Regions from separate parts of the Homo sapiens genome. Here region 1 is linked to region 2. A link is a contact called in ENCODE POLR2A ChIA-PET data. All regions are on one chromosome and are shown on one strand. Each heading gives the region's core, a stretch centred on a gene start or an enhancer-like site at or near the end of the contact. The rest is flanking DNA. Distances are from core to core; before and after follow the strand shown.

Region 1 (3,960 bases), core at 382-2,881, 86 kb before region 2:
GAAAAGAAAAGGAAGCAGGGGGAGAGAGAGAGAGAAAGAGAAAGAAGATAGGAAGGAAGGAAGGAAGAAAGGAAGGAAGGAAAGAAGGAAGGAGAGAAGGAAAGAAAGAAAGAAAGAAAGAAAGAAAGAAAGAAAGAAAGAAAGAAAGAAAGAAAGAAAGAAAGAAAGAGAAAGAAAGAAAAAGAAAGAAAGACAAACCAGTCAAGAGGGCCCTCCTTGTTCAATCCATAAGGAGTCTTCAGATGATAGGGAAGTTCCATTCTAATTTCCAAAAAGACTTAGAGGAATTATTCTCTGATTTGCCACTATTCAGAACAGTCTGGGAAGCATTTCCCTATCTCCTCCTGACTCTGGTGGCACACCTATATGAAAATCTGCCATGGTTGCTGTCTTTGTCCTTTTGTGGTAAATTAGATTTTCTTGAACAGTCAAAGATCAAAGGCAAGATGAGAGATTAAGATTTATTTTCTTATATGAGTCATAGCCTGGATCACCAAACAGAGTTCACCAAATGTTTTGAGCAGCGATGACATGACTGAGACAAGATTATGGAGTTCTGGTGTGACGTTTAATTAAAACTCTTCATCTGATCAAGGGCACTGTCACTGTTGGTGACAATGTAAATTACCCATCACCCAGAAATTCTGCCTCTGGGAATTTATCCTAAGACACTAATAAAGAATGTGGGCTTACACTTAGCTACACGAATATTCACCAGACTGCTCTTTAAAAAAAGCAAAAATTGAGAAACAGCTTAAATTCCCAAAAGAAAGGGATTAGTTTTAAAAAAAAAAAAAAGATAGATGTAGGGCTGGGCATGGTGGCTCACACCTGTAATCCCAGAACTTTGGGATTCCAAGGCAGGTGGATCACTTGAGCTCAGGAGTTCAAGACCAGCCTGGGCAACATGGCAAAACCCTGTCTGTACCAAAAATACAAAAAATTAGCTGGGCATGGTAGTGCACGCTTGTGGTACCAGCTACTCAGGAGGCTGAGGTGGGAGGATGAGGCCAAGGTTGCAGCGAGTCAGATCACGCCACTGCACTCCAACCTGGGTGACAGAGTATAGACACCATCTCAAAAAAAATTTTTAAAAGATAGGTGTTCCATGCTGCCATAAATGTAAACACTATATATATGTACACACACACATATATTTATATATTATACTCTGACATAAGGTTAAAAGAATCTGTAGTATTCCCCAGGTTAATATTGGATGGATGGGATTATGAATATTTTAGATGTTCTTTTTGCATGATTTTCACATTATGAGCATGAACTTTTATAATCCAGAAAAATAATGAAAAATATTCACTGGTTAGGGGTGCAGTTTAGAGTCCCATTGCTCAGGCATAAAGTGAGCATAAATTTCCCTCTTTTTCTGTCTGCAGCTCATGAAGCAGTTTAGTCCAACAGACATTATCCAGCTTCTCTAGGGCATGCCCAGCACTGCAAACTGCTGGGGATGCAAAGGTGAAGATGGGGTACGTTTCCTGCCCCTGAGGGACTCAGGCCGAGTGAGCCCATATACACCTCAACAGAAATGCACTGGACATCTCAGGGAAGCCTAGAATTTGAAGCACTCCTGGGCCTCCCAGAGACTAGATATTACATTAAAGTGCGTTGTAAGGCAGCACTATACTAATGTAGGCTTCCAAATGCCTCCCATCGGAGGAACCGGCTCACGGGAGAAGCTAAGTGCTCTCAGGAGAGCTGGGGTGTGGAGTGAACAGCACGTGAGGAAATGGTTATGTGACATCTTTATGGCAGGCACATACAGGCAGGATTTTTTAAAATGCCGCAGCTATCCTTCCAGTAGGAATACTCATCCGATAGAGTAATAATACTTCCCTCCTATAGGAGAATACTACAAGACACTATATTAAAGGAAGACATTTCACTTTCCTTTGATACTAGACATCTTCTATCTTCTTGTCTGAATTTCAAGTGTGCTGATGCCGATTTTCTTCATTGCAATTGCATGCTTCCCTCTAGTGTTCGTCTATATTATTACACCCTGTTGTAATAGGTTGAAGATGGAGGGGAGGGAGGTCTGGGGGAAAGTAAATGTATAGGGCATGGGATAGAACTGTCGAAAGCATGCAAACAATAGCCACTTAAATGGTGAAACATAATCAATGGTCCAATTTTTTCTGTAACAATAAAAAATGTTCTTGTTTTGGGTCGGAATAACGACAGCTAATATTTATTTATCATGTGCCAGGCACAATGCTAAGAGCATTGCAGGTATTAAATCATTTAATCCAATAGAAGAAATAAGACGTAGTGTTTCATAGATCACTAGGGTGATTATAGTTTAGAATAACCTATTGTATATTTCAAAATAGCTAAGAGAATAATACAAATGTTTCCAGCAAAAAGGAAGGACAAGTATTTAAGGTGGTGGCTGTCCCAATTACACTGATTTGTTCTTAACAAGTTATATAAATATATTAAATTATCATATGTACCCCCAAAACACATATATCTATTATGTATCAATAAAAAATAAAATTCAAAAAAATTTCATCCAACAATCCAAAGAGGGAAGAACTATTAGCTGCTCTGCGCATGTGCAGTGCTTCAATGTCACATCAAAACAAAGCAAAATCAGGGAAGAGAGTGGTTAACGGGCTACAGAGCAACATGCCTAAGTTTTGTTGTGACTTCTGCAATACATACCTCACCCACGACTCTCCATCTGTGAGAACCTACCATTGCAGTGGAAGGAAACACAAAGAGAATGTGAAAGACTACTACCAGAAATGGATAGAAGAGCAGGCTCGGAGCCTGGCTGACAGAACAAAGACTGCATCTCAACAAGGAAGAACACCTCCTACTCTGTTCTCTGTTCCTCCTCCTGCAGGAGCGATGATCCAACCTCCCCCCAGTCTCTTCCTGTTCCTCACCAGGTATGATGCCAGCACCCCAGCTGGGGGGCCCTCCCATGATGCCAATGATGGCCCCCCCCTCCTCCTGGATGATGCCAATGGGATGTGCTCCTGGAATGAGGCTGCCCATTGGAGGTGATATCATTTGGCTCTGTGTCCCCACTCAGATCTCACCTTGAGTTGTAATAATCTTCACATGACATGGGAGGGACACGGTGGGAGGTAATTGAATCATGGGGGTGGGTTTTTCTCATGCTGTTCTCGCGATAGTGAATAAGTCTCATGAGATCTGATGGTTTTATAAAGGGGACTTCCCCTGCACACGCTCTCTTGCCTGCTGCCATGTAAGATGTCCCTTTGCTCTTCCTTTGTCTTCCGCCATGATTGTGAGTACTCCTTAGCCATGTGGAACTGTGAGTCCATTAAACCTCTTTCCTTTATAAATTATCCAGTCTCAAGTTGTCTTTATTTGCAGCATGAGAACAAACTAACACAGGAGGCCACATGCCAATGATGCCTGGGCCCCCAGTGATGAGTCCTCCCACCCTCCCACAATGGTGCCCACTTGGACCCAAATGACTCGACCAGACAGATAAGAGTAGAGGGGAGGCCTCTTTAGATCAGTTTTATATTACTTGTTCTGCTTCACAAGGAGATCATGGTGCTGTGACTCTGGGTATTTTCTTAATAGCATGACAAAGAAGACTTGCTCCTCCTTCCTATCAAAGAGAGAATAGTATTAGACGGGAGAAGTGGGACCAGAAAAAGTGCAGTTTTCATTTGTATTGTGAAATGTGAAAATAAAATTATCGACTCTATCAGTTAAAAAAAAGAAAAGCAAAATCAAGGGGCATATGATGGACAGAGAAAGGAATATCAGAATGAAGATACACGCAGATGGCAGGGTCAGTGCTCTATACTGCTGTTACATTAACTGTTGTTAATAATATCTGGGTGGGGAGCTTTCAATTTACCCTCAAAAGTAAACCATTTCCTTTCCTTTTTAAAAAACAACTTTTTTAGGATATAGTTCACATACCATACAATTCACCCACTTGAAGTGTAC
Region 2 (4,436 bases), core at 1,091-3,590:
ATTAAAAAGAAACGAACCCTGACAACACCTTGATCTTGGGCTTCTGGCTGTCAGAACTATGAGAAAATAAGTTTCTGTTGTTTAAGCCACCCAATCGGTGGTATTTTGTTATGATAGCCCTACCTAATTAATACAGCTTCCTCGAAACATTTTGTGCAGTTCCTTGCTATTTATCTTTCTCTTGGGGATCAAGGCCCTGCACTGTCTGTTGTCCAATTTCTGAGAGTAGTTGTTTCACATATTTTGTCTACTTCTAGTTATTTATATCAGGAAGGTGAGTCGGGTCCCAATTACTTCAAGTCCCTTTGCAATGTGTTTCTTTAATCTTTTAACTAAATGAGTTTCAGAAATTTCTGAGAAGGGGAAAAGAATGGGGAATTGCAACTCCATCATAAGGGACCCTTGAGAAATCTGCCGTCACTGTTCATTATCTTCCCAGAGAAGGACAAGTAAGTGCATCATGCCATCTTGGCTGGGGTGGGAGGGAGCATCCTATATATTGTATACCAGGCAGCCCGTATGCCTTGCCAGATTTCAGCAAGATAAGATGTCTAGGTCCTACTCATGCTTGTATTGAATGAGAATTTGGAGGTTCTCATTCAGTTCACAAGGGTAATCAGTTTAATTTCTATCATACAGGCTGGGCGCTGTGGCTCACACTTGTAATCCCAGCACTTTGGGAGACTGGGCTTGGCAGATCACCTGAGGTTAGGAGTTCGAGCCCAGCCTGACCAATATGGAGAAACCCCCATCTCTACTAAAAATACAAAAAATTAGCCGGGCATGGTGGTGCATGCTTGTAATCCCAACTACTCGGGAGGCTGAGGCAGGAGAATCGCTTGAACCTGGGAGCCGGAGGTTGCAGTGAGCCGAGATCGCGCCATTGTACTTCAGCCTGGGCAACAAGAGTGAAACTCCGTCTCAAAAAAAAAAAAAAAAAAAAATTCTACCTTACAATTTTCCTTGGTATAAGGAAAATTCATCCTCTAAGTGAATATCTAGGATCAGTGTCCTTCCTGAAATAAATACTCACAGTGTATTGTCCCTAGAGATCAAAGTCAGGATTGACTGGTCCACAAAACACAAGGATACTTCTCAGAAAAACAAGAAAGAATAATCACATTAAACCACTAGGCTCTTTAATTGCAATGAATCTTATATTCTCAGGGCAGGAAAAAGGCTCCTTAGCCAATGAGCAGAAAATAGACGACAAAAAAATGTAAATGTTACCCAAAGTTTAAAAGCTAAATTGGGAAGATGAGACTAGATTTAAGAAGGATAATTCTAATGGAGTATAGGTTTCAGCATGACAAAAGAAAACTCAGAGGATAGAAGGGGAATGTAACCACAAAAGTTGACATTAATTTTTAAATTGAATATATTACTTATAAATTATTAATCCAAGGCCAAAGATGTCTGGAGTGCGATGCTGAAAGTGCCCACAATGCTTTTGTTAGAACCTCTACCTCTTCATCCTCCTCTCCGCCCACCATAGCCTCAGTGCAGACAGATTCACCCCTAAAAGCCAGATCTGATCTGATGGCTCATCAACTCAGAAACTCTCCTTGGCTATCATCTATAGAAAGTAGTCCAATTCCTCACCTCAGCTGTCAATGCCCGCAGGCTGTTTCCCAGCACATCTCCCTCCACCCGCACCAATATATACTACGGTCCAGCCCCCTTCCCTATAGGAATTATCACAGAAACCCTGTGCTTCTGCTTTCTCATCCCTGAAGTGCTGCTCCTCCTGTGCACTGTCCCCATTTATGGAAAATTATATACTCAAGCATCTAGAACCAATGCTCCCTTCTGCTCCTATAGGCCTCATGAGGCTTCTTATCGTTTTGCTGTAAGATTTTTATGATTCTCTCCTCTGCTATACCATATGCACTTTGAATGCAGGAATTGTGCCACACATCTTCACAACTGTTACCCCCCACGGTACCTAGCACATAGCAATCCCTCCAGAAATGCTCTCAAGAAGCTAAATGGAAACAATATTCTGGAGAAGTTGGAAAATTAAATAGGATTGACTTTCAAACTGTAAATTTGCTTGGTCCTCAGTAAAGATTCCAAAGCTGTTTCCCACCCCTCAGTCAGCCTAAGTGAAGGTGAAAGCTCGGAGGATTAACACAAGTTATTTTCACTGTTGGAAGACATTTCTGAAATCTACTGATCTGGAATGTTAATCACCTCTTACCATCCAACTCATTAACACAAATGCTTTGAAAGAAAATAAATAAACTACACTAAAACCAGTCTTTTTTTTTTTTTTTTTGGTCACATTTCAAAGCTGCCTCTCACCACAGTTCACATTCTCACACAAGTTCAAAGAAAACAGGAAGTGCCCTAGAAACACTGAGAACCCTCTTTCTTTGTGTCCTCTGGGGTAGTCCACTAGCCACTTAAAGCCCCAAAAGTAGTTCTTTGGCTTTTTTCTCTAATCAAAAGAAGAAAAGAGCTAATAAGAGATATTTCCCTTTGTTGGTTTGTTATCCTTGACAATCTTTCCCACTAAAACGTTTGTTACCTTGAATTTAGCCTTTTATTTCATTATTGGAATGAAAAGCTTCCTCTGTTTGTTTTAAGCATAAATATGGAAAAACTACTCACAGAGGCAAGGAAGACTGCTTGAAATGACACTAAGCCTCCTTAACAGCTTTCAGCCTTTCAGAGTGGCTAGGAAACAAGCACTGCCCTCTCCCCGTCTGGGGACCGATTAGGATAAGACTCTTCCACCCCAGGCCCCAGCTAGCGGTGGTGGTTAAGAACAGGACCATTACAGGACCCAAAGAGGCCACTCTGCATGAGCCTGGAGAGTAAAACCCCGGTTGAGAACAACTGCCTTAACCATATTCATTCAGTCAGTCAACGTATGGAACCACAATTTTAGCCTTCCTCAAGACTGTTTTCAGCATGTTTCTCATTACTTTGTACGGTATTTAACTGCTTTTCTGGTACCGTAACTTTGTGTATTATTTTAAAACTCATTATCTTCATTTTCCATATAATCTTCCCACATGCATTTTCTGGATACAAAGCTCCGGAAACACATCTTCTTCTGTTACTGCAATAATCCTTTTTTTTTTTTTTTTGAGACGGAGTCTTGCCCTGTCGCCCAGGCTGGAGTGCAATGGCACGATCTCGGCTCACTGCAAGCTCTGCCTCCTGGGTTCATGCCATTCTCCTGCCTCAGCCTCCTGAGTAGCTGGGACTACAGGCGCCTGCCACCACGTCCGGCTAATTTTTTGTATTTTTGGTAGAGACGGGGTTTCACCGTGTTAGCCAGGATGGTCTCGATCTCCTGACCTCATGATCCGCCTGCCTCGGCCTCCCAAAGTGCTGGGATTACAGGCGTGAGCCACTGTGCCTGGCTTATGTTACTGCAATAATCCTTAAGCAGAAGGCTGTACTACACATTATCTAGAAAACTTATACAAATTTGAAGAAGATGACTCTATAATGATCACCTTATTTCTTAAGATGCTGTCCACACATACACACACACATTCCTCCACGCATTCCTCCAAACCCATGGGGAATAAGATGCCGGGGTTACACGCAGCCTCAGGAGAAACAAATTTCCCGAGCATCCATTTTGCTTAAAGATTTAGGGAGTTAAGAACAATAAAACAACATTTTTATATTAAACCCAGCAATGAACAATTTGAAATAAAATGATTTTTGGCATGAATTTTAAAATGAGACATCAACAAAATTGTGTTTTGCAATGGGCCACATTAGGCCATGGTCCCAGGCAGGCCAGTGCTTCAGCAAAGTTGAGATCTAGTTGAACACAGCATTTCACCAAATTAAAATGGCAAGAGCGTTGAGAGAACATGTGATCCAAACTGCACCTGAGAAGCAGGTGTGCTGTTTTTTTTTTTTTTTTTTTTGAGATGGAGTCTTGCTCTGTCGCCCAGGCTGGAGTGCAGTGGCACGATCTTGGCTCACTGCAACCTCTGCCTCCTGGTTCAAGCGATTCTCCTGCCTCAGCCTCAGCTGGGACTACAAGGCATGCGCTCCCACGCCTGGCTAATTTTTGTATTTTTAGTAGAGATGGGGTTTCACCTTGTTGGCCAGGCTGGTCTCGAACTCCTGACCTCAGGTGATCCACCCACCTCAGCCTCCCAAAGTGCTGGGATTACAGACGTGAGCCACTGAGCCCGGCCAGGTGTGCTGTTTTTAAACTTACCTTACACGTGAGGTAGCCATCTTGCCTGGGACACATAGCTAGTAATCTCTGTGTGTTTTCAATTCTCATCATGTAATCAGTGAATAGGATGAGTCGTCTGAAGAACTGCAATTTATAAACCTGCTTTCGGGGAAGGATCTTTCCAAGTGGGGAAATAGATCCAGTCAATCTGAAACCTGAATTTCATTATATTAGGATAAGAAATTATTATGTAAACTTGCCTTCCTCTGATGTATCTTGC

Evidence for each region. ChIA-PET counts read pairs that join two places held with the same protein, here RNA polymerase II (POLR2A).
Region 1: POLR2A ChIA-PET joins it to region 2 with 15 read pairs in activated CD8-positive, alpha-beta memory T cell. The contact joins two enhancer-like sites. POLR2A ChIA-PET finds 5 or more read pairs at or near these places in 5 of 52 experiments (GM10248, Panc1, activated CD8-positive, alpha-beta memory T cell and 2 more).

Annotation. Positions count from the first base shown.
Region 1 is chr3:150,719,522-150,723,481 of GRCh38, reverse strand. ERICH6-AS1 (ERICH6 antisense RNA 1) reads right to left here. Exons shown (of 3, transcript NR_121675.1): 3 at 3,336-3,613. It also overlaps the pseudogene SNRPCP3. Among named protein-coding and RNA genes, the nearest start is that of ERICH6, 18 kb to the right of the region's middle. Within about 2 kb of position 1,631, at least 2 of the 41 ENCODE cell types and tissues checked have a DNase peak (open chromatin) inside an H3K27ac peak, as active enhancers do.
Region 2 is chr3:150,633,580-150,638,015 of GRCh38, reverse strand. No RefSeq gene overlaps it. Among named protein-coding and RNA genes, the nearest start is that of SELENOT, 32 kb to the right of the region's middle. RefSeq lists a silencer at 2,600-2,894. Within about 2 kb of position 2,340, at least 3 of the 41 ENCODE cell types and tissues checked have a DNase peak (open chromatin) inside an H3K27ac peak, as active enhancers do.